Linked DNA regions of Homo sapiens: region 1 is linked to region 2. A link is an interaction called in ENCODE POLR2A ChIA-PET data of the cell type or tissue named here. Cell type or tissue: GM12878. All regions are shown on one strand. Each heading gives the region's core, and the rest is flanking DNA. Links, peaks and the distances in the headings are about the cores only.

The links. ChIA-PET counts read pairs that join two places held together with the same protein. Peaks named below come from ENCODE experiments on the same cell type or tissue, not always from the same donor. Only the 100,000 strongest peaks of a DNase experiment are listed, where the experiment ranks them.
Region 1: POLR2A ChIA-PET joins it to region 2 with 11 read pairs; 4 of 35 experiments call an interaction of 5 or more read pairs at or near these places.

What each region holds. Positions count from the first base shown.
Region 1 is chr12:31,824,452-31,839,979 of GRCh38, forward strand. No RefSeq gene overlaps it. Among named protein-coding and RNA genes, the nearest start is that of H3-5, 40 kb to the left of the region's middle. In GM12878, for the core only: no CTCF peak of the experiment used is centred there; DNase peaks (open chromatin) are centred at 8,640, 10,848 and 11,051; H3K27ac peaks cover 1,707 bases.
Region 2 is chr12:31,750,116-31,765,643 of GRCh38, forward strand. LOC105369724 (a long non-coding RNA gene) reads right to left here and starts at 6,986. Exons shown (of 4, transcript XR_931501.3): 1 at 6,757-6,986; 2 at 3,033-3,221; 3 at 1,133-1,238. It also overlaps the pseudogene IFITM3P2. RefSeq lists an enhancer at 6,860-7,154. In GM12878, for the core only: a CTCF peak has its summit at 7,009; no DNase peak of the experiment used is centred there.

The sequences.
Region 1 (15,528 bases), core at 3,777-11,776, 75 kb after region 2:
CATACCAGTACCATGCTGTTTTGGTAACCACAGGCTTGGAGTATAGCTTGAAGTTGGGTAATGTGATGCCTCCAGATTTATTCCTTTTATGTAGTATTGCTTTGGCTATGCGGGCTCTTTTTCGGTTCCATATGAATTTTAGAATTTTTTTTCTAGTTCTTTCTTTTTTTGAGACGGAGTCTCGCTCTGTTACCCAGGCTGGAGTGCAGTGGCGCAATCTCGGCTCACTGCAAGCTCCGCCTCCCGGGTTCACGCCATTCTCCTGCCTCAGCCTCCCAAGTAGCTGGGACTACAGGCGCCCGCCACCACGCCCGGCTAATTTTTTGTATTTTTAGTAGAGGCGGGGTTTCACTGTGTTAGCCAGGATGGTCTCGATCTCCTGACCTCATGATCTGCCCACCTCTGCCTCCCAAAGTGCTGGGATTACAGGCGTGAGCCACCGCGCCCAGCTTTTTTTCTAGTTCTGTGAAGAATGATGATGGTATTTTGATGGAAATTGCATTGAATCTGCAGATTGCTTTTGGCAGTATGTTCATTTTCGCAATATTGATTCTACTGATCCATGAGCATGGGATATGTTTCCATTTGTTTGTGTCATCTATTATTTCTTTCAGCATGTTTTGTTTATGTTATTTCTTTCAGCATGTTATTTCTTTCAGCATATTCCTTGCAGAGGCCTTTCACCTGCTTTGGTAAGTATATTCTTAAGTATTTTGTGGCTTTTTTGGTTTTGTTTTGTTTTGTTTTGCTTTTGTTGTTTTGTTTTGTTTTTTCCAGCAATGTTGCAAAAGAGATTGAGTTCTTGATTTGATTCTCAGCTTGGTTGCTGTTGGTGTATAGCAGTGCTACGGATTTGCGTACAGTGATTTTGTATTCTGAAACTTTACTGAACAGGGACAGTTTGACTTCCACTTTATTGATTTGGATGCCCTTTGTTTCTTTTTCTTGTCTGATTGCTCTGGCTAGGACTTCCAGTACTATGTTGAATAGAAGTAATAAAAGTGGGCATCCTTGTCTTGTTCCAGTTCTCAGAGAGAATGCTTTCAACTTTTCCCCAATCAGTATAATGCTGGCTGTGGTGGACTCTTCCTTTCACAAAAGATTTCTCTAGGATGTTATGCTGTTTGATAGCATTTTACTCATAGTAGAACTTCTTTCAAAATTGTAATAAATCCTTTTAAAGGTGCTTTATCAACTAAATTTATGGAATATTCTAAATCCTTCATTATCATTTCAACAATATCCACAGCATCTTCACCAGGAATATATTCCCTCTCAAGAAACCACTTTCTTTGCTCATCCATAAAAAGCAACTCTTCATCCATTAAAGCTTTTTTTAGCATGTGATTGAAGCAATTCAGTCACATCTTTAGGCCCCACTTATAATTCCAGTTCTCTTGCTATTTCCACTACATCTTCAGTTACTTCTTCTACTGAACTCTTGAACTCTTCAAAGTCATCCATGAAGATTAAAATCAATTTCTTCCAAACTCCAGTTCATGTTCATATTTTGACCTACTTACATGAATCAAATGGCACCTAAAATGGTGAATCCTTTCCAAAAGGTTTTCAATCCACTTTGCCCAGATTCATCAGAGGAATCACTATCTGTAGCAGCCATCGTCTTACAAAATGTATCTCTTAGATAAGAAGGCTTGAAAGTCAGAATTGCCCCTTAATTCATGGGCTGCTAAGTGGATATGTTAGGATGCATGAAAACAACATTAACCTTCTTGTACATCTCCATCAGAGCTCTTGGGTGACCAGGAACATTGTCCATGAGTAGTAATATTTTGAAAGGAAGGTTTTTTTTTGGAGCAGTAGGTCTCAACAGTGGGATTAAAATATTCGGTCAATTGGCCAGGTGTGGTGGTTCATGCCTGTAATCCCAGCACTTAGGAGGCTGAGGCAGGTGGATTTGTTGAGCTCAGGAGTTCAAGACCAGCCTGGGCAACATGGCAAAACCCTGACTCTACCAAAAATATAAAAAAATTAGCCAGGCATGGTGGTATGCACCTGTAGTCCCAGCTACTCAGGTGGCTGAGGTGGGAGGCTCACTTGAGCCCAGTAGGTAGAGGTTGCAGTAAGCCAAGATCAGACCACTGCACTACAGCCTGAATGACAGAGGGAAACCCTGTCTCAAAAAATAATAATAATAATAGTAATTCAGTAAATCATGCTGTAAACAGATGTGCTGTCATTCAGACTTTTTTGTTACAATTATAGAGCAATAGAGTAGATTTAGCATAATTCTTTTTTTTTTTTTTTTCTGAGATGTAGTGTCACTCTACTGCCAAGGCTGGAGTGCAGTGCCACAATCTCAGCTCACTGCATCCTCTGCCTCCTGGGTTCAAGCAGTTCCCCTGCTTCAGCCTCCCTAGTAGCTAGGATTATGGGTGTGCACCACCACACCCGGCTAATTTTTATATTTTTAGCAGAGACAGGGTCTCACCATGTTGGCCAGGCTGGTCTCAAACTCCTGACCTCAAGTGATCTGCCTGCCACAGCCTTCCGAAGTGCTGAGATTATAGGCGTGAGCCACCGCGACTGGCCCAACTTAGCATAATTCTTACGAGCCCTAGGATTTTCAGAATGGTCAGTGAGCACTGGCTCCAACTTAAAGTCATTGGTTGCATTAGTCCCTAACAAGAGTCAGCCTGGGCCAGGCACAGTGGCTCACACCTGTAGATAGTGTGGAGTTATGCAGACGACTTTACAGATAAGTTACTCAACAACTAAAGAGATGAGAGGAGTTTCCTATAAAAACTTTTAAAAAATCAGGCCGGGCATGGTGCCTCACGCCTGTAATCCCAGCACTTTGGGAGGCCGAGGTGGGTGGATCACCTGAGGTCAGGAGTTTGAGACCAGCTTGACCAACAAGGTGAAACCCCATCTCTACTAAAAATACAAAAGTTAGCCGGGCATGGTGGCAGGCACCTGTAGTCCCAGCTACTCGGGAGGCTGGGACAGAAGAATTGCTTGAACCTGGGAGGTGGAGGTTGCAGTGAGCCAAGATCATGCCACTGCATTCCAGCCTGGGTGACAGAACAAGACTCCATCTCCAAAACAAACAAACAAACAAAAAACACACAAAAAAACTTCTGGCCGGGTGCGGTGGTTCATGCCTGTAATCCCAGCACTTTGGGAGGCCAAGGTGGGTGGATCACCTGAGGTCAGGAGTTTGAGGCCAGCCTGGCCAACAAAGTGAAACCCTATCTCTACTAAAAAATACAAAAATTAGCCAGGTGTGGTGGCAGGTGCCTGTAATCCCGCTACTTGGGAGGCTGAGGCAGGAGAATTGCTTGAATCCGGGAGGTGGAGGTTGCAGTGAGCCAAGATCGCACCATTGCACTCTAGCCTGGGGGACGAGAGCAAGACTTCATCTCAAAAAACAAACAAACAAACAAACAAACAAACAAACCAAAAACCTTTTAAATTAAACTGTAAAAACGGCAGCCCACTTGGGCTCCCCTCTCCACTATAGATAGCTTTCTTCTTTCATTTATTAAACTTTCACTCCAACCTCACGCTTTGCATCCACATTCCTTAATTTGCATGGTCATAAGACAAAGAACTCCTGGTGATACTACACAACAAGAGACTACTACATTATGGTATATTGATGAGACTGTAGCAGTATTTAGAGAGATCCAACATATATTTCAAGTCTTTTTTCATCTGAAGTCACACAGGATGTATTTTCTCTCTAGAAATGAACATATGTGAAATGTCTCTGCTCAGGGAAGCCCATTCAGGTTTCAGAGTCTAAGGCTTTTATCAGGGACCAATCACAAAGACATATCCTGTTATGCGATTAGCCATAGCAACCAAAACTCAGGATCACAACAATGAGACCAGGGGTACATCATCAATCTCAATGTTTGTGCAAAGCAAATTAGCAAGCCAGCATGGCATGGTACATTGCTCCAAGTGTACACAACAAAATCATCAATTAGTGACATAAAGAACATCCTAAGAACATTTCCGAGGGTTTGCCAAGGGTCAATCATGATTCCAGGCTCCCTTGGAGGTGTAAGGACTGAGCAACTAGACCTACTTGCTATGTAGATTTATCTCAGAAATGGCCTCTTAAAGAGAATTCTCATCATTCTAGTACCTCATTTGTCAACAGGATTTATACACTAAAATTCAATCTTCCTAAAGAATTGAGAACAAATTTAATAAGGAGTAAACTCAGATTGCAAAGATAATTGTAAAGAAGTTAATGGAGGAAGTCCTAGCCAGAGCAATCAGACAAGAGAAAGAAATAAAGGGTACCCAAATTGGAAAAGAGGGAGTCAGACTGTTACTATTCACTCATTATATGATTGTATACCTAGAAAACCCTAAAGACTCATCCAAAAAGCTCCTAGATCTGATAAATGAATTCAGTAAAGTTTCAGGCTACAAAATCCATGTACACAAATCAGTACCACAGCTATACACCAACAGCGACCAAACTGAGAATCAAATCAAGAACTCAATCCCTTTTACAACAGCTGCAAAAAATATATACATAAAATAAAATACTTAGGAATATACTTAACCAAGGAGGTGAAAGACCTCTGCAAGGAAAACTACACAACACTGCTGAAAGAAATCATAGGCTGGGTGTGGTGGCTCACACCTGTAATCCTAGCACTTTGGGAGGCCAAGGCAGATGGATCACCTGAGGTCAGGAGTTCAAGTCAAGCCTGGCCAACATCACGAAACCCCGTCTCTACTAAAAATACAAAAAGTAGCTGGGCATGGTGGCACATGCCAATAATCCCAGCTACTCGGGAGGCTGAGGTAGGAGAATTGCTTGAACCCGGGAGGTGGAGGTTGCAGTGAGCCAAGATTGTGCCACTGCAGTCCAGCCAGGGAGACAGAGTGAGACTCTGTCTCAAAAACAAACAAACAAACAAACAAACAAAAAAGAATCATAGATGACAGAAACAAATAGAAACACATCCTATGCTCATGGATCAGTAGAATCAATATTGCAAAAATGAACTTACTGCCAAAAGCAATCTACAGATTCAATGCAATTCCCATCAAAATACTGCCATCATTCTTCACAGAACTAGAAAAAAAGATCCTAAAATTCATATGGAACCAAAAAAGAGCCCGCATAGCCAAAGCAATACAACATAAAAAGAATAAATCTGGAGGCATCACATTACCCAACTTCAAGCTATGTGCCAAGCCTGTGGTTACCAAAACAGCATGGTACTGGTATGAAGATAGGAACATAGGACCAATGGAACAGAATAGAGAACCCAGACATAAAGCCAAATACTAACAGCCAATTGATCTTTGACAAAGCAAACAAAAACATAAAGTGGGGAAAGGACACCCTATTCAACCAATGGTGCTGATATAATTGGCAAGCCACATGTAGAAGAATGAAACTGGATCCTCATCTCTCTCCTTACACAAAAATCAACTCAAGATGGATTAAAGACTTAAATCTGGCTGGTGCGGTGGCTCACACCTGTAATCCCAGCACTTTGGGAGGCCGAGGCAGGGGGATAGCCTGAAGTCAGGAGTTTGAGACCAGCCTGGCCAATATGGTGAAACCCCGTCTCTACTAAAAATACAAAAATTAGTTGGGCGTGGTGGCAGGTGCCTGTAATCCCAGCTACTGGGGAAGCTGAGGCAGGAGAATCGCTTGAACCCGGGAGGCAGAGGTTGCAGTGAGCCAAGATCACGCCACTGCACTCCAGCCTTCGGACAGAGTGAGACTGTCAAAAACAAAAACAAAAACAAACAAAAAAAAACCACTTAAATCTAAGACCTGAAAGCACAAAAATGCTAGAAGAGGCCAGGCACAGTGGCTCATGCTTGTAATCCCAGCACTTTGGGAGGCTGAGGCGGGTGGATCACGAGGTCAAGATTTCAAGACTAGCCTGGCCAAGATGGTGCAATCCTGTCTCTGCTAAAAATACAAAAATTAGCCGGTCCCAGTGGCAGGTGTTTGTAATGCCAGCTACTCAGGAGGCTGAGGCAGGAGAATCACTTGAACTCAGGGGGCAGAGGTTGTAGTGAGCCGAGATCGTGCCACTGCACTCAAGCCTGGGCAACAGAGTTAGACTCTGTTTCAAAAAAAAAAAAAAAGTGCTAGAAGATACCATCAGGAAAACTCTTCTAGACATTGGTTTAGGCAAAGAGTTCATGACCAAGAACCCAAAAGCAAATGCAACAAAAACAAAAATAAATAGATGAAGCCTAATTAAACAAAAAAGCTCTGCACAGCAAAAGAAAGAATTAACAAAGTAAATAGACAACCCACAGAGTGGGAGAAAATATTCACAAACTATGCATCCCACAAAGGACTAGTATTGAGAATCTACAAGTAACTCAAATAAATCAGCAAGAAAAAACCAAATAACCCCATCCAAAAGAGGGAAAAAGACATGAATAGACAATTCTCAAAAGAAATATACAAATGGCCAACAAACATATGAAAAAATGCTCAACATCACTAATTATCAGGGAAATGCAAATTAAAACCACAATAAGATACCAGCTTATTCCTGCAAGAATGCCCATAATTAAAAATCAAAAACTAATAGATGCTGGCATGGATGTGGTGAAAAGGGAACACTTCTACACTGCTGACGGGAGTGTAAAGTAGTACAACCACTATGGAAAACAGTATGGCGATTCCTTAACGAATTAAAAGTAGAACTACCATTCCATCTAGCAATCCCACTACTGGGTATCTACCCAAAGGAAAAGAAGTCATTATATGAAAAAGACACCTGCATGTGCATGGTTACAGCAGCACAATTCACAATTGCAAAGATATGGAACCAACCTAAGTGCCCATCAACCAACGACTGGATAAAGAAAATGTGGTATATATGCACCTTGGAATACTACTCAACCATAAAAAGGAATGAAATAATGGCATTTGCAGCAACTGGATGGAGTGGGAGGCCCTAAGTGAAGTAACTTAGGAATGGAAAACCAAATATTGTGTGTTCTCACTTACAAATGGGAGCTAAGCTATGAAGAAGCAAAAGTACGAGAATGATAAAATGGACATTGGACTTTAGGGACTCAGGGGAAAAGGTGGGAGGGGACTGAGGGATGAAAGACTACACATTGGGCACAGTGTACACTGCTCAGGTGATAGTTGCACTGATATCTCAGAAATCACCATTAAAGAACTTATCCATGTAACCAAAAACCACCTGTTCCCCCAAAAGCTATTGAAATAAAAGAAAAAAAGAAGAAGTGGCTGGGCATGGTGGCTCATGCCTATAATCCTAGCACTTTGGGAGGCCAAGGCAGGCAGATCACTTAAGGCCAAGAGTCTGAGACCAGCCCAGCCAACATGGGGAAACCCGTCTCTACTAAAAAAAAAAAAAAAAATTAGCAGGGTATGGTGGCGCATGCCTGTAATCCCAGCTAGTTGGGAGGCTGAGGCACGAGAATCGCTTAATCCTGGGAGGCAGAGGTTGCAGTGAGCCAATAACTTGCTGCTGCACTCTTACCTGGGCAACAGAGTGAGATTCTGTCTCAAAAAAAAAAGAAGTGAATGGCATCAATCGTGAAAGGTATCACATAAATATGAAAGGTTACACAACTCTTTTAACCTATTTGCCTAGAAAAGAGTGGTAAGTAGGGCTTATTGAGTTGTTTTATTTTATTTTACTTTTTATTATTCATTTGTGTATTAATTTATTCTTTGGTGACAGAGTCTCATTCTGTTGCCAAGGCTGCAGTGCAGTGACATGATCTGGCCTCCTAGGATCAAACAATTCTTATGCCTCAGCTTCCCAAGTAGCTGGGATTACAGGCGTGTGCCACCACGCTCGGCTAATTCTTTTTGTATTTTTAATAGAGATAGGGTTTCACCATGTCGACCAAACTGGTCTGAAACCCCTGACGTCAAGTGATCCGCCCATCTCTGCCTCCCAAAGTGCTGGGATTATAGGCATCAGCCACCACGTTCAGCTAATTTTTACATTTTTAGTAGAGAGGGGGTTTCACCGTGTTGGTCAGGCTTGTCTCGAATTCCTGGCCTCAAGTGATCCGCTGGCCTCAGCCTCCCGAAGTGCTGGGATTACAGGCATAATTTACCGTGCTCAGCCATTGTCATTTATTTTGAATTTGGGAGAAGATATCACACCCATTTCTATGTTCTGGAGCAGGAAGTCTATCTTCTGGAGCAGCATTGCAGTCTAAATCACTCCTTAGTTCAGCTACATCCGAGTTCTTATCCCAGGACCAAGAAGAATAAGGAACACAGACACCACAGAGTAAGTAGAGTAGGATTTATTAAGCAAAAGGAAAGCTCTCAGCAAAGAGAGGTGCCCTGAAAGCAAGTTTTCAGAAATGGGGCTGAGTTCTGGGTCTTTTATGTGGAAGAGGAAGGAAGGAAGTCTTCTGTGGGTTCTGCCCAAAATGGGAGGGGTAAAGTTCCCTCCTAAGGGTGTTGCATCTGCACATGCCTGGGATTGGCCAGAGTGACTCCATCTTGGTTGTTACCCACGAGTGCCTAAGTGAAACCCACCAAGGGGCTAAAACCACAAAAATGTCATGTTAATGACACTATGATGAGCTGGGCCAAGGACACTTAGGTTGATTTATTCCGCCTGTGCCTAAGTTAGGACAGTCCCTTCTGAGCAACATCCTGGCATAAGGGGAAGTTCTTAACCACATTTCTTCCCATTAGCTGCAGAGGCGGTGTAGGTACGGTCCTGCTAGCGTTCTTGTGAACACTGCCCTTCTCCAGAGACCCTCCCTCTCTATCTGCCTAACCAGCCTCTAACTGCCTTCTCTCTCAGCAGGAAGTCTATCTTCTATCTTGGGATGACTTGAAAGATAACCCAATAGGAGCCCAGAACCTAGGCATCCAAGAATAAGAGAAACGAACATGTGTCAGATGGAGAAAACAGAAACTATGGACATCAAAAGGCTAAATTAGGGCCAGATATCAAGGTCACACTGGTGCTTTTAGGAAAGTGAAGTGTAAACAGCTGAGAGTAGAACTACAATGTAGATGAGGAAGCAAAAATGCTTAGTATAGGGAAAGCGCAGAGGCAGAAAGGAAAATAGAACCCACAAGAATTGTATTTTTTCTTCTTCCTTCTTCTTTCCTATTTCTCAATAAATACTTACAGAATACCTATAAGGCTTCATTAAGTATGTAAGCACTAAGAATATTTAATATGTGTCATGAAGAGTGATCTTCAAGTAAACATGACTCACATGCATCTGGTGATCTTCCTAACCTGTGTAAAACCCTTCCATTTGTTGAATTTGGCACCAAAGGCTCTTAAAGGCCATTTGTTGGGAATGTGTGGATAATAGGCTGACTTACATCTGTACTGGAAAAACTCTATCTTTGCCTTTGGAGAATTATGGACGTTTGGTTTTTTACCTTTAGCGGATAGAAGGGCAGCAAGATTTGTCATGTGCTGTTTAAAATCTGAATCTGGGCCAAGCGCAGTCACTCACACCTGTAATCGCAGCACTTTGGGAGGCCGAGGCAGGTAGATCACCTGCCAGGCCTCTGTCCAGGTCAGGAATTTGAGACCAGCCTGGCCAACATGGTGAAACCCTGTCTCCACTAAAAATACAAAACCTAGCCAGGCGTTGTGGTGCACGCTTGTAATCCTAGTTACTCGGGAGGCTGAGGCAGGAGAATCGCTTGAATCCAGGAGGCGAAGGTTGCAGTGAGCTGAGATGGCACCACTGCACTCCGGCCTGGGTGATAGAGTGAGACACCATCTCAAAAAAAATAAATAAATAAAATAAATAAAAATAAAAACTGAATCTGGGAAACCCCAGGGTCAATTTCTTTACTGATGGTTTTAACAAGTTAGATCACCTGACTTGATTATGTGGCCAAAGGGACAGAAAACCCAGCTGGAAACTTCTGCTTTACCGCTGTGCGTGCGCGCACATGTGTGTGTGTGTGTGTGTGTGTGTGTGTGTTTTCTCTTTTCCCCCTACACTACACAGAAGTAAGTTAGCCTCTCCTGAAGCCAAGTTTCCTTGCACTTGATAGGTCAATCTGGTGATGAAGTCGCATCCCACCATAACGACCCTGGGGAATTTGTGTTTATTGTTGTTTTAAGCTACTATGTTATTGGCTAATTTATTTTTTTTATTTTTATTTATTTATTTATTTATTTGAGACAGAGTCTCTCTCTGTCACCAAGCCAGAGTTTAGTGGTGCAATCTCAGCTCACTGCAATATCCACCTCCCGGGTTCAAACGATTCTCCTGCCTCAGCCTCCCAAGTAGTTGGGATTACAGGCGCATGCCCAGCTAATTTTTGTATTTTTAGTAGAGATAGAGTTTTATCATGTTGACCAGGATGGTCTTGATCTCCTGACCTCGTGATCTGCCCACCTCGGCCTCTCAAAGTGCTGGGATTACAGGTGGGAGCCACTGTGCCTGGCTGTTCTGGGCTAATTTTCTATGCAGCAATAGATAGATAGCTAATTAATCAAGGTATGAATCTGGGTATCTGGATGAAATAAGGCTGAATAGTACCTTTATTTTGTGTTTCAGAGAGTTTGTACAGCCCCTCACCCCTGCACCCTACACAACATAAAAGTTTTGGGATGGGTGAGAAGTCTGCCTTATTTTGTATGCTAGGAGAAGGGGGACTGGAATACTAGCAGACCATAGACACATTCCCAGGTAGGTCAATTTTACGGAGTGCAAATGGAAGCTGAGACTCAGAAATTGGTCCTTTCAAGCTGTTCCTGCCCATGTACATCATAGAAATTCTTCAAGTTCCCCCAAGGGTACACATCGCAATTTGACCACCATTGGAGAGGAGGTGCTATGCCATTTTGGGAAATGCTTTAAACAGGAAACAGTGCATGTGATTAAATAAACCCTATTCAGAAAGGTTCCAGTAGATTCAGTTTCTGCTTCTTAGGCTACACTCAACACGGAAAGCCATCAGAAACTAGGGTCAAGGCTCAGGCAGGTCTCCTTGGGACAATAGAACACATCATGCATTGGCCCTGCCTCCTGCCTTTGAAGTTTCTCTTCCCTGAGAGGTGGAAGACGGGTGTCAGATTGCATGGTTCGTTTTAGAGAACGTTATTTTTTCTAGAATAACTTCCTGGTAGTGTGTAGATTGTGTGACAGAGAACTTCTAATTGTTTCTCTCTTCCTCATACACATTTACCAAACACAGAACATCTTGTCCTTCACACATTTCACATGGCAATTCTGGATACATTTAGTCAACATAGGACATTTCAAGACATGATTCTACAATGGCTATTTCACCAGTGCATAATCACATTTTTTTAATCTTCTTTTTTTTTTTTTTTTTTTTTGAGACTGAGTCTCGCTCTGTTGCCCAGGCTGGAGTACAGTCACTCCATCTCTGCTCACTGCAACCTCTGCCTCCCAGATTCAAGTGATTCTCATGCCTCAGCCTCCTGAGTAGCTGGGATTACAGGCATGCACCACCATATCCAGCTAATTTTTGTATTTTTAGTAGAGAGAGGGTTTCACCATGTTGGCCAGGCTGGTCTCCAACTCCTGACCTCAGGTGATCTGCCCACCTCAGCCTCCGAAGGTGCTAATAGCTGACTTTTTATTTATTTTTTGAGATGGAATCTCACTCTGTCACCAGTGCAGTGGTGCAATCTTGGCTCACTGCAACCTCTGCCTCCCAGGTTCAAATGATTCTCCTGCCTCAGCCTCCCGAGTAGCTGGGACTACAGGCGCCCGCCAGCACGCCCAGCTAATTTTTTGTACTTTTAGTAGAGACGGGGTTTCACGATGTTGGCCAGGATGGTCTGGATCTCTTGACCTCGTGATCCGCCTGCCTTGGCCTCCCAAATTGCTGGGATTACAGGCGTGAGCCACTGCGCCTGGCCAATAGCTGACTCTTAATAAAGGACGAAGATAGCACTCCTTCTCAGCTGTCTGCAGTTCTTTATATATTGGTTAACTCTCATGGCTTCAATTACCACCTGTGCATCTATAACAAGATGCCAAAAGTGGCTGCTTCTGTTGAATCAAAATCAAGGACTAACGTCAAAAGCCGAGGCAAAGAAGAACCAAGAAAGATATGTTTTAAAGAGAGCCACCCATCACTGGAGCTAGATTCTACCCCTGGGTTTACTAACGAACAGCAGAATGAGCCTTATTCATGGCAGCTTTCACCCTATCCTCAACTCCCGTCTATAGAAAAGAGGCTGGGGAGAAGTGGAGCAGACAGAGGAAATGAGAGTTGCCCTTGGCCATGTGGTATTTCTTTCCTTCACAAAACTAAGTGAGGGTGGCCAGACGCGGTGGCTCACACCTGTAATCCCAGCTCTTTGAGAGACCAAGGTGGGCAGATCATTTCAGGCCAGGAGTTCAAGACCAGCCTGGCCAAGATGATGAAACCCCGTCTCTACTAAAAATACAAAAAAATTAGCTGGGCATAGTGGCACATACCTGTAATCTCAGCTACTCGGGAGGCTGAGGCAGAATTGCTTGAACCCAGGAGACGGAGCTTGCAGTGAGTCGAGATCTCACCACTGCAGTCCATCCAGCCTGGACTACACAGCAAGACTCCGTCTCAAAGGAAAAAAAAAAACCAAAAAACAAAAAACTAAGTGAGGGAGAAGCCTCCAGTAGAAACGCTGAGAGAGACTGGGGGTGCCTGCAACAAGTAGACAGGCATTTCTTTTTTTTTTTTGGAGACAGAGTCTCACTCTGTTGTCCAGGCTGGAATGCAGTGGCGCGACCTTGGCTCACTGCAAGCTCCACCTCCCGGGTTCACGCCATTCTCCTGCCTCAGCCTCCCGAGTAGCTGGGACTACAGGCACCCGCCACCACGCCTGGCTAATTTTTTTTTTTTTTTTTGTATTTTTAGTAGAGACGGGGTTTCACTGTGTTAGCCAGGATGGTCTCAATCTCCTGACCTTGTGGTCCACCCGCCTTGGCCTCCCAAAGTGCTGGGATTACAGGCGTGAGCCACCACGCCTGGCTGCATTTCTTTTCTTTTTTTTTTTTTTTTGAGACAGAGTCTTGCTCTTTCACACAGGCTGGAGTGCAGGTGCAGTGGCACGATCTCGGTTCACAGCAACCTGCAGCCTCCGCCTCCCGCGTTCAAGTGATTCTTCTGCCTCTGCCTCAGCCTCCTGAGTGGCTGGGATTACAAGCGCCCGCCACCACGCCCAGCTAATTTTTTGTATTTTTAGTACAGACGGGGTTTCATCATGTTGGCCAGGCTGGTCTCGAACTCCTGAGCTCAAGTGATCCACCCCCCACCCCTCAGCCTCCCAAAGTGCTGGGATTACAGGCGTGAGCTGCCACGCCCGGCCAGACAGGCATTTCTTGCCTCAACTGAACCTTGGCTTCGAGATGGCAGCACAAGAGAGAGGGCAACCTTGGAGTAGTTGCTGCTGCTTGCTGGTTGGGTGGCAGGGATACACATGTTTTCTTGGACCTTAGCTGGCCCCAAGACATAGTTGGTCAGGTAAGGGAACTCCAGCAGTAAGAGTCAGAGGCTAGGCAGGGTGTGGGTGGGGTGGAATGGGAGTCAAGAAAATGAAAGCCAGATTTCACCTCAGTGTGGTAGAGGAAATAATGAAGTTGACTCTATCCCCGCCTCCTGACCGCCACCTCTTTTGGTTCCTCAAGCTGTAGCTCTAAGCAAGGAATGAAGGATAGTGTCTTAGTCCATTCAGGCTGCTATAACAAAACATCATAAACAGGGTAGCTTGTAAACAACAGAAATTTGTTCCTCACAATTCTCCAGAAAAGTTGAAGATCAAGGCACCAGCAGATTCTGTCTGGTGAGGGCCCACTCCCTGGTCCACGAACCCTCATGTGGCAGAAAAGGCCAGGGTCTCTCTGAGGCCTCTTTCATAAGGGCACAAATCCCATCCATGAGTGCCCCACCATCATAACCTAATCACCTTCCAAAGCTCTCACCTCCTAACACCATCACCCTGGCAGTTAGGATTTCAACATACGAATTTTGGAGGGACGTCAACATTCAGGTCATAGCAGATAGGGAAGTTTTGAATTAGGTATGTGATTGTGGTTTTCAGCTGGACTGAACTCAGTTTTCACACTGAAAGTGAGGAATCTAAATGGAAAATCATGATATCTGTCCAGCATGTTGTTAAAGTATAGGAAAAGGGGATTTAGTATAATATGGTTGAAAGCACTGATTTGAGGAAAAATAATTTTTTCATATATACTCCCCACTGAGTTGAGACTCATAAAATGGTTACTGGTTGAGGACACCAACGTTTTCTAGCTACAGATTCTCAGTGGCCTCCTGGGCATCTCCATTGGGATACCAGGTCAGGCTCTGTACAGAAGAGCAGAGATAGCAGTCATTGGTGTGCGCCCAGGAGCCAGGCTGACTGGGTGATTTCTCAGCTCTACACTTAGCTAGCTCTAGAACCCTTGGCAGGTTGTTTAACTTCTTTTTGCTTCGGTTTTTTCATTTGTGAAATTAGGATAATAATAGTTCTTTATGATATCATTGTAAGGGATAAATGATTTAAGTTGTTGGAGCATAGCAAATGATGGACCAGGGATTTAAACCCAGTTTTATGTGACTCTAGAGTCTGTGCTGTCAATCACTGGATATACCCATTGTTAAAACTGATTATAGGCCAGGTGGAGTGGCTCATGTCTGTAATCCCAGCATGTTGGGAGACTGATGCAGAAGGATTGTTTGAGCCCAGGAGTTCAAGACCAGCCTGGATAACATAGTGGGACTTGGTCTCCACAAAAAGAAAAGAAAAAAAAGTTAGCCAGGCATGGTGGCATGCACCTGTAGTTCTAGCTAGCTACCTGGGAGGCTGAGGTGGGAGGATCACTTGAGCCCAGGAGGTCAATGCTGCAGTGAGCTGTGATTGTTCCACTGCACTCCAGCCTGGGTAACAGAGCAAGACCCTGTCTCAAAAAATAAATAAAATAGATTATATGTTAAAAGCATATTTTGTGTGTGTATATACATATATACACATATATATAATATGAAAATATATTATTAAAATTATTTCCAATTAATTTTATGTTTCTTTTTCCTTATTTATTGTATTTTATTATTATTTTTGAGACAAGGTCCCAATCTGTCACCCAGGATGGAGTGCAGTGGCACGATCATGGCTCACTGCAGCCTTGACCTCCTGGGCTGAGGTGATCCTCCCACCTTAGCCTCCCAAGTAGCTGGGACTACAGGTGCACACCATCACACCTGGCTAATTTTTTTTCTTTCATTTTCTTTGCCTTTGTTTGTTTGTTTGTTTTGTAGAGGTCCCAGTATATTGCCTAGGCTCATCTTGAAGCCCTGGACTCAAGCGATCTTTCCACCACAGCCTCCCAAAGTACTGGGATTAGAAGCATGAGCCACTGTGCCTAGCCTTTTCACTTTTTTTTTTTAAAGAAAATGTGGCTATTAGAAAATTCAAAATTACAAATGTAGTTCACATTCTATTTCTGCTGGACAGTGCAGCTTTGGGCTTTGTCATCCCTTGAAGTGTTCTAAAATGGTAAACATCTCACCTCCAAATTTTTTTTTTTTTTTTTTAGATGGAGTCTCAC
Region 2 (15,528 bases), core at 3,498-11,497:
TAGTGAGCTGAGATCGCACCACCGTACTCCAGCCTGGGCGACAGAGCAAGACTTCATCACAAAAAAAAAAAAAAGGACTATGTTACGTAATCATGCCTGGTAGATGAAAATGTCAAAGGGAAAGAAAGTAAGTGTAACAAACATCTATTAGCTGTGCCTCTATTTTAACAAAATTTAGGCCTCTCTAAATTACAAAGTAAGTGGAATGGTTGAGTGTGGGAGGGCATTAGGGGTGCAGATTTTAGAAGTATTTTATTAGATTTAGGGTTTGGGATTAGATTAGATGAGGGGTAATAAATGATTGCTAGGGAGAATGACTGGATCAGGGAACAGAAATTAACTTGTAGGTAGTTCTCTTTGGAATTTAAATGATCCTTGGAGAGAGTCAGTCATTATCTTGAAAAAGGGTCTGTTTAGGTGTGGTTACATTTTCGGTCTTACAGATGTTACCAAAACACCCAAGATTCAGTCTAGGTCCTGTTGCTCCCCTCACAGAAAGCCAATCATTAAGACAATGAGTATTGCCAGGGAAGAAGGCTGTAATCCAGTGCTGCAGCAGAGGAGATGGGAGATCAGTCCCAAATCCAACTCCCTGACTGTCTAAAATTTGGGATTTGTATAGCAGGGAAGAAATGTAACTATGTGTGGAAAAACGGGAATTTTAGGGAGGGGTAAGGAAGAGAAAGGGGTCAACAGGAAGCAGGCAGTCATGATTGGTGAGGCGTCTGGCTCCCTTTGTCCAGATGTGATGATCTGGTAAGTTTCAGCTCCTTGATACTGTCTGGGAGGACTGATGGTTTCTTTTCTGAGAAAGCAACTCAGATAAGACAGATGTAATTTTCTCAAGTTTTAAGACCAGGAGGATAAATTTCTATGTTTATTAAAAAGAACCATAAACATCACCTCTACAGGACAATTGGGCAGGTTTCCCAGGGAAGGGAAGAAAACTATTGTTCTCCTTGGTGGGTCTGGAGCTTAGGCAGGTAAAGGAACTTGAGCCTCTTTGGAAGAGCTGGTGAGGGGTGGGTAGATCAGAGAGACCTTGAGTCTTCTTAGTTCAGGATGTAAACATGCCATATTTTGGGGAATTGGTTTCTAAGCCTCAACATTACAGACAGGAATGAAAACCGACCTTGTCTGGAGGAGAACTTTCCAAGTTTGGTACAGAGGACTCCCACAGATTATGATGAAGCCATCAACTCACAAACTGGATTACCAAACACACAAGAAGGCAATCACTGTGAGAGTCAGCAGAAACAACTGATTTAGATTTCTCAAATATTTCTAGTATTAGAATTATAATTACATATATACGACATAAAACAGCTGTGTATGAAGTGTTTAAAGAAGTATATAATTTAAAAAGTGAGCCTTCAACTAGAAACAGGAATGAACAGAAACATTTTGGAAACAATCCAAAAAGAACCAGGAATTAAAAATATAATGGGGTGACTCACATCTGTAATCCCAGCACTTTGTGAGGCTAAGGCGTGTGGATCCTTTGAGATCAGGAGTTTGAGACCAGCCCAGTCAACATGGCAAAACCCCGTCACTACAAAAATACAAAAATTAGCCAGGCATGATGGCACATGCCTGTAATCCCACCACTTTGGGAGGCCGAAGGGTGGATCATTTGCGGTCTGGAATTCAAGACAAGCCTGGCCAACATGATGAAACCCCATCCCTACTAAAAAGACAAAAATTAGTCAGGTGTGGCAGTGTGCGCCTTATAATCCCAGCTGCTTGGGAGGCTGAGGCAGGAGGTTGCAGTGAGCCGAGATCGCACCACTGCACTCCAGCCTGGCCACAGAGCGAGACTTCGTCTCAAAACAAAAAAAAAAAAAAAAAAAAAAAAAATGAGGTCGGGGATGGGGAAGTGGTGGTAGGAACTCAGTGGAGGGATGAACTAGCAGATTAGATAACTCAAGTGAGAATTTGTGAACCAGAAAATATATCTAAATAACTGATCCAGAATGCACAGGGAGAAACAAGGAAATGGAAAATATGAAAAAAAGGTTAAAAGATATGTAAGATAGGATGAGAATGAGACAGGATAGTTCATAGTTCAAGGTCAAGTCTTGACCTTGACCCCCTTTGTGGGCAGGAACTGGAGTGGCTTGTTTCACTCAGCCTGCAGTCCGTGGATGGCTAAGTGTTAACAGCCCAGGCTGACAGCCTTCTGCACCTGCCCTTCTTGACACCCGAATTCTTATTCAGAGTCCAGGAAGAATCAGGTCACATAAACTTTTTGAAGGGTAGTGTATATGGAAGATTTTACTGTGTGATAAAAGTGGCTCTCAGCAGGATGGGGAATTGGAAAGGGGATGGTATGGGAAGAAACTGCTCTTTCTCTGAAGCCGTGTCTATCTGTAGTTTCCGATGCTCAGCTGCATGTATTCCTGATGCTCAGCAGCTTGTATCCCCGACCACTTGCATCAGCTGCTGAGGTTGCTCTTTTTCTTCCTTTTGTTCTGCTAGCTGGTCTGGTATTTATAGGCATATGACAGGGGGTGGAGCGGGCCAAAAAAGCAATCATTTGGGTGGAAAAAATGGGGTCAGCTGTTTCACTTAGGACTGAGGTTCCAGGCTTGAGGGTGAAGTTTAGCCTGGAGCCCAGCAGTTCTGCATCAAGAAGATTTAACATACACTTAGTTTCAATTAGAAAGATAGTGAGAAAAGAGTAGAGGCAATGTGTAAAGAGATAATGGCTGTGAATTTCCCAGAACTGGTGAGAAGCATATACCCACAGATCTTGAAAGCAAAGAAAAAAAAAATAAGGAAACAGGGAAACAAATTTAAAATATAATTTTTAAAAAATTGCAGAGAAAAAGGAAACGAGTCTAAAAATGTAAAATGGCATATTACTAAAAAAGATTCCAAGTAGTCAAGAGCAATCTATGTCCTGATAAAATTATTAGATTTCAAAAAGAATTATTTAAAAGCCAGAGAATAAATCACTTATAATGAGAAAAACAGGCTGATTTCAGATTTCTCCACAGCATTTGTTCTTAGAAGACATTATGTATACATACCAATAAAATCCTCCAGCAAAGAGATGTGACCCAGGAATTTTGTATGCAGTCAAACTGTTGCTTAAATATAAAGGTAGGTGGTGTGGTGCCTCACGTCTCTAATTCTAGCACTTTGGGAGGCTGAGGCAGGAGGATTCCTTGATCCCAGGAGTTCAAGACCAGCCTGGGCAACATGGTGACACCTTGTCCCTAATAAAAATAAAATTAAAAAAAAATTTAGCCAGGCATGATGATGCATGCCTACAGTTCCAGCTACCTGGGAGGCTGAGGTGGGAGGATCGCTTGAGTGCAGGAGATTGAGGCTGTGGTGAGCCATGGTTGCACCACCACACTCCAGCCTAGGTGACACAGTGAGACCCTGTCTCAAAACAAGACAAAACAAACACACACACATATATATATTTGTTTATATACATACATATGTATGTATGTATATAAAGCCAAAGAGTTTTGAAAACACAACATCTTAAGGGTATTGTTTGTATTAACTCACATGAAGAATCCACCAATGGACAAATGTTGTCAAACCAGAGATGACTAGAAAGCACTGGGTAGATAGCATAAGCGCTGCTGGTAAATTGGCTTAAAACTAAAATAAATGTGGGATTGTTGTTATTAAACAGAACAAATATACACATTAAGAAACATAATATAATTAACAAAAATTGAGAAGTTGTAGAGAGAAAAAGGAGGTGGAAGGAAGAAGAAAGCTACTAATTTAATTATTAGCAATTATCAGAATAGGGCATTGATAATAGTGGTTAAAGAAAGAAGATCAGGGCCGGGCACAGTGGCTCATGACTGTAATCCCAGAACTTTGGGAGGCCGAGGCAGGTAGATCACAAGGTCAGGAGATGGAGACCATCACGGCCAACATGGTAAACCCCGTCTCTACCAAATACAAAAATTAGCTGGGCCTGGTGGTGTGGCACACACCTGTAATCCCAGCTACTCAGGAGCGTGAGGCAGGAGAATCGCTTGAACCTGGGAGGAGGAGGTTGCAGTGAGCCAAGATCGCGACACTGCCCTCCAGCCTGGGTGACAGAGCGAGACTCCATCTCAAAGAAAAAAAAAAAAGAAAGAAGATCAGACATTTGACAAAATACAAACATGCATAATTATCAGAAGAAATGGACATACAACAAAAACATCTCACATACGAAAACATCTCACATACGAAAATATTTTTAACTTTGAAACCATGAATTATAACATGAAATAACATGATATAGTCATGACCAAACATGTCTTTCATATCAAAAATTTTAAACAATTGTAATAATTGTAAATGAGTTTAATTCATCTAGTAAAAGGGGAAAAAGTCAGATAGAACCACAAATAAAAAATAATTCAATACCATAAAAACAAAGACAAACCTAAAACTAATAGATTCAGAAGGACAGAAAATGAAGAGAAAAAAAGATAAATGGGCAAACCTGTACTAGGCTAATGCAAACGAAAGTAATTGTTATCTTAATTTCAAATATGGAGAAAACAAAACTACTGGGGAAAGGGAGGGTCCACTGAGAACCATCCCAGTAACTCAACCACGGCTGGTCTTCGCTGGACACCATGAACCACACTGTCCAAACCTTCTTCTCTCCTGTCAACAGCGGCCAGCCCCCCAACTATGAGATGCTCAAGGAGGAGCACAAGGTGGCTGTGCTGGGGGTGCCCCACAACCCTGCTCCCCCAACGTCCACCGTGATCCACATCCGCAGCAAGACCTCCGTGCCCCACCATGTCGTCTGGTCCCTGTTCAACACCCTCTTCATGAACCCCTGCTGCCTGGGCTTCATAGCATTTGCCTACTCCGTGAAGTCTAGGGACAGGAAGATGGTTGGCAACGTGACTGGGGCCCAGGCCTATGCCTCCACCACCAAGTGCCTGAACATCTGGGCCCTGATTTTGGGCATCCTCATGACCATTCTGCTCATCATCATCCCAGTATTAATCTTCCAAGCCCATAGATAGATCAGGAGACATCACTGAGGCCAGGAGATCTACCCATGACCTGTATCCTTTGTACTCCACCTTCCATTCCTCGCCCTGCTCCCGGAGCCAAGTCCTGTATCAGCCCTTTATCCTCACACACTTTTTTACGACGGCATTCAATAAAGTGTACGTGTTTCTGGTAAAATAAATAAATAAATAAATTCAAATATGACTGAGTTTGGGGGAATAAGTGCTAAATAAGACACAGACACTTTATATGCTAAAGGTTGAAATTCACAAAAATAACAGTTATGAATATCTATTTACAAATAACATGGCATTGATATAAGCATAGCCCTTAAAGCAAAAGTTAAGGTGTTGGAGGCCATGGGCTGTTGACCCCCTAAAGGTTTGCTAAAAAATCACCGACATGAAGCAGATTGACGAATAGAAGAAAAAGCGTACAAATTTATTTAACATGTATACACAGGAGCCTTCAGAATGCGGACCCAATTTCCCAATAAGTAACAGAAGCTTATATACCACCTTGAAATTGCAGAAACAATGCGGACTCAGAGTATGTCCAAAAACAGGATTTAGTGGCAAGGCAGGTTATGGGAGGAAGAAAGGAAGGAAGAGGCTTTGCTAGCAATGGTGGCCTTGTTGTACAGAGAAGCCTCCCTCAGAGGGAATACATGGTAAAAGTTTATTTCCACACCTTTAAAGGTGCCAGACTGCCAGTCTCTCCTGGATCGGGAAAGGAATAGAAAAGAGAGGCAGGGCTGCATTAGTGGAGATTCTCTACAGATGCAAATTTTCCCCACAAAGGACAGCTTTGCTAGGCCACTTCCGTTTTCTGACCAAGGGGCAGCCATTTCAAAATATGTCAAAGAAATATATTTGGGGCTAAAATATTTTAATTTCCTTCAAGGTCTACAACAGAAAAGTAGAGAGAAATACATTAATGGTGGGATACTTTAACTCTTCTCAAAAGTATGCAGAAAGCCAAACAAGGGTATAGTGAATTTATAATTAGTAAGGTAGATATATGTCAAATTCTGTGCTTCTGAAAACAGAAAATACATATTTTTATATTTCCAATAAAAAAACCTTCAATAAATTTCAAAAAGATAAAACAGTACAGCTGGGCACACTAGCTCAAGCCTGTAATCCCAGCACTTTGGGAGGCCAAGGCAGGTGGATTGCCTGAGGTCAGGAGTTTGAGACTAGCCTGGCCAACATGGTGAAACCCCGTCTCTACTAAGAATACAAAAATTAGCCAGGCAAAGTAGAAGGCACCTGTAATCCCAGCTACTCCGGAGGCGAAGGCAGGAGAATTGTTTGAACCTGGGAGGTGGAGGTTGCAGGGAGCCGAGATAGCACCACTGCACTCCAGTCTGGGTGACAGAGAGAGACTCTGTCTCAAAAAGAGAGAAAAAAAAAAAAAAAGGATAAAACAGTACAGACAACTTTATCTAGTACCAAGGCAATAAAACTAGAAGACAATAATATAAGGAGGAAACCAAAGCCCCTACGTATTTGGAAATAAAATATCTTGGTTTTAAATAGCTCTCGGGCCCAAGAGGAAAATCCAAATGAAATTGCAGACCATCTAAAAAGTAATGATAACAAAAATATTGCACATCAGACTCTATATGATACTGCTGAAGCAGTGTTCAAACATTGTATTTTAAATATCTTTATTACAAGTTATGAACAATGAAATAAATTTCTGAAATTCTTTTCTACACTTATCTTAAAGAATATTATATAGAATTACTATAATCACCTGTTGACTCCTTCCAGCCCACTGCACAGACAAAAATCGATTTACTGAGACCTCAGCATTGCAGTAGAGAAAAATTTGACACAAGGCCAGGCACACAGAAGATGGTGTTACTCCTCAAGTCAGTTTCCTTGAAGGCTCAGAGATTAGGGTTTTTAATGGACAATTTGGTGGGCAGGGAGCTAGGGAATGGGTACTGCTGAGTGATCAGGGAGGAAATCACAGGGGTGTGGAAAATAGTCCTTGTGCACTTAGTCCACTTCTGGTGGAGCCACAGGACCAGCTGAGTCATGAGTCACGAGTCCAGGTGGAGTCAGTCTGAGAAAATCTCAAAAAAAAAAAAAAAAAAAAATCTCAGGTTTTACAGTAGTGGTGTTATCTATAGGAGCAATTGGAGAAGTCACAAATCCTGTGACCTCTGGCCACAGGACTCCTGAGCAATAAGAGATTGTAGAAACTATGCCTACATTTTAGCAGAACTCAGGCCCCTCCCATAACCCTAATCTTATGGCCTTTCATTAGTTTTAAAAAGGCAGTTTCAGCCCCTGAACAGGGAGGGAATTCATTTTAGGGAAGGATTATTATAATCTTTGCTTCAAAGCCAAACTATATATTTTTATTTTTGAGACAGAGTCTCACTCTGTTGCCCCTGAGCTGGAGTGTAGTGGGGCAATCTTGGCTCACTGCAACCTCTGCCTCCTGAGTTAAAGCGATTCTCCTGCCTCAGCCTCCCAAGTAGCTGGGATTACAGGCACCCACCACTGTACCCGGCTCATTTTTTGTATTTTTTGTAGAGATGGGGTTTCACCATGTTGGCCAGGCTGGTCTTGAACTCCTGACCTCAGGTGATTTCCCCGCCTTGGCCTCCCAAAGTGCTGGGATTACAGGCATGAACCACCGCACCTGGCCCGAAGTTAAACTATTGACAACTACATTCCTCCCAGAGTTAGCTTGGTCTGTGCCCAGGTATGACCAAGAACAGCTTGGAGGTAAGAAGCAGGATGGAGTCAATTACATCAGATTTCTTTTACTGTCATAATTTTGCAGGGGCAGCTTCATTACAAATGCAGAACTTAGTAATAAAAGTCATATTGTTGGCTGGGCGCAGTGGCTTATGCCTGTAATCCCAGCACTTTGGGAGGCCAAGGCGGCTGGATCACGAGGTCAGGAGTTCGAGACCATCCTGGCTAACATGGTGAAACCCCGTCTCTACTAAATGTACAAAAAATTAGCCGGGCGTGATGGCGGGTGCCTGTAGTCCCAGCTACTTGGGAGGCTGAGGCAGGAGAATGGTGTGAACCCGGGAGACGGAGCTTGCAGTGAGCCGAGATTGCACCACTGCACTCCAGCCTGGGCGACAGAGCGAGACTCCGTCTCAAAAAAAAAAAAAGTCATATTGTTAGATATGAATTCTAAACTTGTTTTCAAAGAATATGTCAGTATGTTCAATTATTTACCTTCTACTTTTAAACTTCCTCATAAAGCAACCTTTTTCAATTACCTGCTCCACCCTGACTCATTTTGATCACCTGCTCCAACCTGACTCATTTCAATCACCTGCTCCAACCTGACTCATTTCAATCACCTGCTCCACCCTGACGCGTTCTGATTACCTGCTCCACCCTGATTCATTCCCATTACCTGCTCCACCTTGACTCATTCCCATGACCTGCTCCACCCTGACTCATTCCCATTACCTGCTCTGTCATAACCATTTTTCCCGCCAAACCACTCACCCCATCACTCTCTTTAAATTGGCCAATCGGAATTAGTTTAGCCTGGGCGGTCTAACCCTAGCCAATAGGGGAATGACACAGCAGCAGGGGCCACCTGAATCAGGGATAAGAACCCCCTCCCCTTCCTTGTCCAAGTGTGTGCTCACCATTGCTCCATCTGTAAGGGCGCACCCTTCTATAGAAGTACCTTGCCTTGCTGAGAATTAAAAAGAAAATTTTATATTCGAGTGCTATTTCTTTTGCGGCACTGAAACTTTATATATAACAATATTAATAAACAAAGCAAGGCCGGGCGCAGTGACTCACGCCTGTAATCCCAGCACTTTGGGAGGCCGAGGTGGGTGGATCACGAGGTCAGGAGATCGAGACCATCCTGGCTAACATGGTGAAACGCCGTCTCTACTAAAAAAATACAAAAAAATTAGCCGGGCGTGGTGACGGGCGCCTGTAGTCCCAGCTACTCGGGAGCTGAGGCAGAAGAATGGCGTGAACCCGGGAGGCGGAGCTTGCAGTGAGCCGAGATCACGCCACTGCACTCCAGCCTGGGCGACAGAGCGAGACTCTATCTCAAAAAAAAAAAAAAAAAAAAAAGAAACAAAGCAAAAAATTTGACTGGGCATGGTGGCACACGCCTGTAATTCCAGCATTTGGGGAAGCCGAGGCGGGTAAATTGCTTGAGCCCAGGAGTTTGAGAGCAACCTGGGCAACATGGCGAAACCCTGTCTCTACAAAAAAATTAGCCTGGCGTGGTGGCAAGCGCAGGTAGAACCAGCTACTGGGAAGGCTAAGGTGGAAGAATCACGTGAGCCTGGGAAGTTGAGGCTGCAGTGAGCCATGATTGCACCACTACACTCCAGCTTAGGTGACAGAGCAAGACTCTGTCTCAAAAAAAAAAAAAAAAAAAGGAAGAAACAAAACAAAAAATGTAAAAATAAATACTTTAATAATATGCCATAATGACATGTATACTGATCCGGATTTGTATCTAGGGATTGTACTGTGGGAGTCCAAAAACCTGCTGCATGTGTAAAATAGTTATACTATTTAATAAGCAAAAGTCACTAGCAGCAAAATTATCCAAAAATCAGTGGAGTTCTAGGAATAAAGTATCTCTTGTGGTGCCAAAGCAAAAATGCAAGTCTAGACCTCAGCAAGGCAAGACTTTATCAAAGGAGGCTATGACAATAGGAAGACACTCAAAGCCTAAGCTAGAAACCTCTCAGGGAAGGGGTGTGTGAGCAGAAACTGTGGCAAAGGCAGCTGTGGAAAGAGAAAAGAGAAAAGGGTGTATTCAGTTTGCTAGGGGAAGTCTTGAACTTAATGAACTGTGTCAAAAAAGAAAAGGAAGGACAAGGCAGCACAGTTTAGTTGGTGGATAGGTATATGGAGTGGGGTTTGGGTCTGAGAGAGAGCAAACAAGTTACAATGCAGAAAGTTTGCATAAAGCTGAGGGCCTAGCTGTCCTTGTCAAAGCAGACTGAAGTTACATGAAGCACTAAGTTTAACCATCCCTGTTACTGGCTATCTGTGCACACTTAAATGATTTTGGCTTTTAAGCAGATATAAATTGCATATATTCCAAGTCATGTTGACACAAACGTATCTTAGAATCTGGCTCTACAAATATTCAAAGTAGGTCACATCCACAGGTGAACAAATCGTAAGGCAGCTGGAAAACTTCACTGTATTAGTTAATAAGAGAATAGGCCAGGTGCAGTGGCTCACTCCTATAATCCCAGCACTTTGGGAGGCCAAGGTGGGTAAATCACTTGAGGTCAGGAGCTCAAGATCAGCCTGGCCAACATGGTGAAATCTTGTCTCTACTAAAAAAGTAGGTGAGGACCGGGCACGGTGGCTTATGCCTGTAATCCCAGCACTTTGGGAGGCTGAGGTGGGTGGATCACGCAGTAAGGAGATGGAGACCATCCTGGCTAACATGCTGAAACCCCGCCTCTACTAAAAATACAAAAATTAGCCAGGCATGGTGGCACATGCCTCTAATCCCAGCTACTCAGGAGGCTGAGGCAGGAGAATCGCTTGAACGCGGGAGGCAGAGCTTGCAGTGAGCCGAGATCGTGCCACTGCACTCCAGCCTGGGCGACAGAGGAGACTCTGTCTCAAAAAAACAAACAAACAAACAAACAAAAAACAGCTGGACATGGTGGCAGGCACCTGTAATCCCCGTTACTCACAAGTCTGAGGCAGGAAAATCACTTGAACCCAGGAGACGGAGATTGCAGTGAGCCAAGATCGTGCCACTGCACTCCAGAGCGAGACTCCATCAAGAAAGAAAGAAGATGAAGGAAGGAAGGAAGGAAGGAAGGAAGGAAGGAAGGGAAAGAAAGAAAGAAGGAAAGCATCAAAATGAATGAAGTTAAAGATCAGCCAAACAAAGCTAAGAAAGCAAAGAAATTGAAAAAATAAAAATAGAAACTACTTAATTAGAAAAAAAGTAGAATTAAATATATAATCCAAGAGCTGGTTACTTGAAAAATAAAAAAGATAGGCTTTTAGCTAAGTTAACTAGGAAAAACAGCTAAAATATACTTGATGCAATAATTTGGAAATTCTAGATAAAATGGATTATTTTTAAAGAAAGTATGACTTGCCAAAACTGATCTTAAAAAAAAAAACAGAAAATCTAAATAAGCAAATAATTACCATAAAAGAAGTATAAAGAGCTATTCCACAAAAGGAGTACCAGGTCTAGATATTTTCATAGGTGGTTATATTCCACCTTTAAGGAAACAATTCCAAAGCTATGTGAGCTTTTCTAACACATAAAAAAAAGAAAGAAACCATCTAAAATACTTCTATGAAGCAAGAATAGTTTGACACTAACTCTAACAAGGTGTGTAGAAAAAAACCTGAGCACTAATCTCATTTATATGTATTGATGAAATAATACTAGGTACTAGGAAAAAGAATCCTGTAATACCTTACAAGAATGAAAGGACAAAAATGGGGATTATTTCAGAAATACAAGGATAATAAATTATTAGGAAATCTATTTTATAAAGAGACCCAAGGACAATCAACTCAACAGACTTTGAAAAATAATTTGATTAAAAGCTTTTGGGAGGCCAAGGTGGGCAGATCATGAGATCAGGAGATTGAGACCATCCTGGCTAACACAGTGAAACCCTGTCTCTACTGAAAATACAAAAAATTAGCCAGGCGTGGTGGCAGGCACCTGTAGTCCCAGCTACTCTGGAGGCTGAGGCAGGAGAATGACGTGAACCTGGAAGGTGGAGGTTGCAGTGAGCTGAGATCACACCACTGCACTCCAGCCTGAGCGACAGAGTGAGATTCCATCTCAAAAAAAAAAAACAAAAAAAAAACCTTTTAACATTTATTTATTTATTTATTTATTTATTTATTTAGACAGAGTCTCGCTTTTTCACCCAGGCTAGAGTGCAGTGGTGCGATCTCAGCTCAGCTCACTGCAACCTCAGCCTCTTGGGTTCAAGTGATTCTCCTGCCTCAGTGTCCCAAGTAGCTGGGATTATAGGCATGCATCACCATGCCTTGCTAATTTTTGTATTTTTAATGGAGATGGGGTTTCACCATGTTGGCCAGGCTGGTCTCGAACTCCTGACCTCAAGTGATCCATCTGCCTCGGCCTCCCAAAATGCTGGGATTATAGATGTGAACCACAGTGCCTGGCCCATCTACTTTTCAATCAAAAATGATCATAAAAGAATAAGAATATAAGTTGACAGCAAGAATGAGGAAATAAAAAATTTTTTTAATTAAATTTGAAAAATAAAAAAAAAGAATAGAAGACATTTCCTTAATATGAATCTATTTTAACCTCAAGACAGCTTATGTTCAAAGGAAAATATTAGAAGTACTCCCATTAACAAAAGATTTTAAATAATGATGACTACTATTATCAGTAATATTTTTCTATCTAATGTGTTTATCTTTATATTTGGGGGAAAATTAGAAGTTAAAAGTTATTGGAAACAAGACAACAATGCCTGCTGTCATCACTTGCATTCAAAATTGAACTGGAAGTTCTAGCCAAGGCAATTAGGCAAGAAAATAAAATAAAAGGCATCTAGGTTGGAAAAGAGGAGGGACAACTATCTTTTTTTGCAGATGAGATAAAAATCCCTAAACAATTCACAAAAAATCCATTAGGGCTAATAAACAAGCTCAGAATGGTGCAACAATGCAAGATCAATATACAAAAATCAGTTGTATTTCTATAAAGTAACAATGAACAATCCAAAAATAAAATTAAGAAAATAATTCCATTTATAATACCATCAAATATAATAAAATACTTTGCAACAAATTTAACAAAAGAAGTGGATGACTCAGCCAGGCAAGGTGGCTCACACCTGTAATCCCAGCACTTTGGGAGGCCGAGGCAGGCAGATCATGAGGTCAGGAGTTCGAGACCAGCCTGGCCAACATAGTGAAACCTCATCTCTACTAAAAATACAAAAAAATTAGCTGGGTGTGGTGGCGGGCACCTGTAATCCCAGCTACTCGGGAGGCTGAGGCAGGAGAATTGCTTGAACCCGGGAGGTGGAGGTTGCAGTGAGCTGAGATCGTGCCATTGCCCTCCAGCCCAGGCAACAGTGTGAGACTCCGTCTCAAAAAAAAAAAAAAAAAGAAACAAACAAACAAAAGAAATGGATGACTCATACTGAAAAAGAGATCATTGAAAGAGATGACTCAGGAGGCTGAGGCAGGAGGATCAGGAGTTTGAGTTTGTAGTTAGCTATGATCGCGCCACTGTACTCCAGCCTGGGTGACAGAGCAAGATCCTACTGAAAACCAAAAAGAGAAGCAAGAAAAAGAGAAAAAGAAAGAAGACTAGTTGAAACAACATCTGTTTTCATGGATTGGAATATCTAATATTGTTAAGATATCAGTACTTCTTAAATTAATCTGCAGACTCAACACAATCCCTGTCAAAATTCCAACAGCATTTTTAATTTTTTCAGAAATGTAAAAGCTGATCCTCAAATACATATAGAACTGCAAGGGGCCCTGAATAACCAAAACAATCTTGAAAAAGTTAAAAATTGAAAGACTCACACCTCCCCATTTCAAAACTTTGCTTAAAGCTATAATATCAAGACTGTAGTATGGGCATAAGAATAGACATGTAGTTGAGGACAATGAATTGAGAGTCCAGAAATAAACCCAGACTCTTGCATCAATTGATTTTCAACAAGGCTGCCAAGACAGTTCAATGGAGGAAAGAATAATCTTTCAACAAATGGTTCTGAACAACTAGATATCTACATACAAAATAATGAATTTGGCACCTGAGTACCATACACTATATACAAAAATTAACTCAAAATGGATCAGGACCTAAACATAAGAGCTAAAATTATAAACTCTTAGAAGAAAACATAGATGTAAATCCCTGTGACCTTGGATTAGGTAATGTTTTTTTAGTTATGGCACCAAAAACACAAACTATAAAAGAAAAAAATAGAAAAATTGATCTACTCCAAAATTAAACACTTTAGTGCTACAAAGGACATTATCCAGAAACTGAAAAGACAACCTATAGAAAAGGATAAAATATTTGCAAGTCATTCTAGTAAAGAACTTGAATTGGCCGGGCATGGTGGCTCACGCCTGTAATCCCAGCACTTTGGGAGGCCGAGGCAGGTGGATCACAAGGTCAGGAGATAGAGACAAGCCTGGCTAACACCGTGAAACCCCGTCTCTATTATGAATACAAAAAATTAGCCGGGCGTGGTGGCGCATGCCTGTAGTCCCAGCTACTCGGGAGGCTGAGGCAGGAGAATGGCGTGAACCCGGGAGGCGGAGCTTGCAGTGAGCCAAGATCGTGCCACTGCACTCCAGCCTGGGGGACAGAGTAAGACTCCGTCTCAAAAAAAAAGAACTTGTATCTAGAATATATAAAAAACTCTAACAATTCAGCAATAAAAGACAACCCAACTAAAAAATTGACAAAGGATTTTTTTTTTTTTTTTGAGATGAAGTCTTGCTCTGTCCCCCAAGCTGGAGTACAGTGGCGCAATCTCCACTCACTGCAACCTCCGTCTCCTAGGTTCAAGTGATTCTCCTGCCTCAGCCTCCAGAGTAGCTGGAATTACAGGCGCCCGCCACCACGCCCAGCTAATTTATTTTTTATTTTTTATTTTTAGTAGAGACGGGGTTTCCCCACATTGGCCAGGCTGGTCTTGAACTCCTGACCTCAAGTGATCTGCCTGCCTCGGCCTCCTAAAGTGCAAGGATTACAGGCATGAGCCATCCACAGGCCAAGACAAAGGATTTGAATAGGCATTTCTTCAAAGAAGACAACAAATGACCAATAAGCATATGAAAAGATGCTCAATGCTGCTAATCATTAGGGAATTACAAATCAAAACTAGGAGATACTAAGTCATACCCACTATGATGGCTACTCTAATTTTTTTAACTTTTAATTTTTTTTTTTTGAGATGGAGTCTCACTCTGTAGCCCAGGCTGGAGTGCAGTGGTGTGATCCCATCTCAGCTCACTGCAACCTCCGCCTCCCGGGTTCAAGCAATTCTCATGCCTCAGCCTCCTGAATAGCTGGAACTACAGGCATGTGCCACGATGCCCAGCTATTTTTTAAATTTTTAGTAGAGACAGGATTTCACCATGTTGGCCGATCTGGTCTCAAACTCCCAACCTCAAGCGATCTACCCGCCTTAGCCTCCCAAAGTGCTGAGATTACAAGTGTGAGCCACTGGGCCCAGCCGTATAATAATTTTTTAAAACAATTACAGGTGTTGATGAGGTTGTGGAGAAATAGGAACCCATGGAAATTGCTGGTAGAAATATGAAATGGTAGTAAAAAAACAGTTTGGGAGTTCCTTTAAAAGGTAAACCTAGAGGCCGGGTGTGGTGGCTCACGCCTGTAATCCCAGCACTTCGGGAGGCTGAGGCAGGTGGATCATGAGGCCACACGGTGAAACCCCATCTCTACTAAAAATACAGAAACCAAATTAGCTGGGCGTGGTGGCAGGCACCTGTAGTCCCAGCTACTTGGAAGGCTGAGGCGGGAGAATGG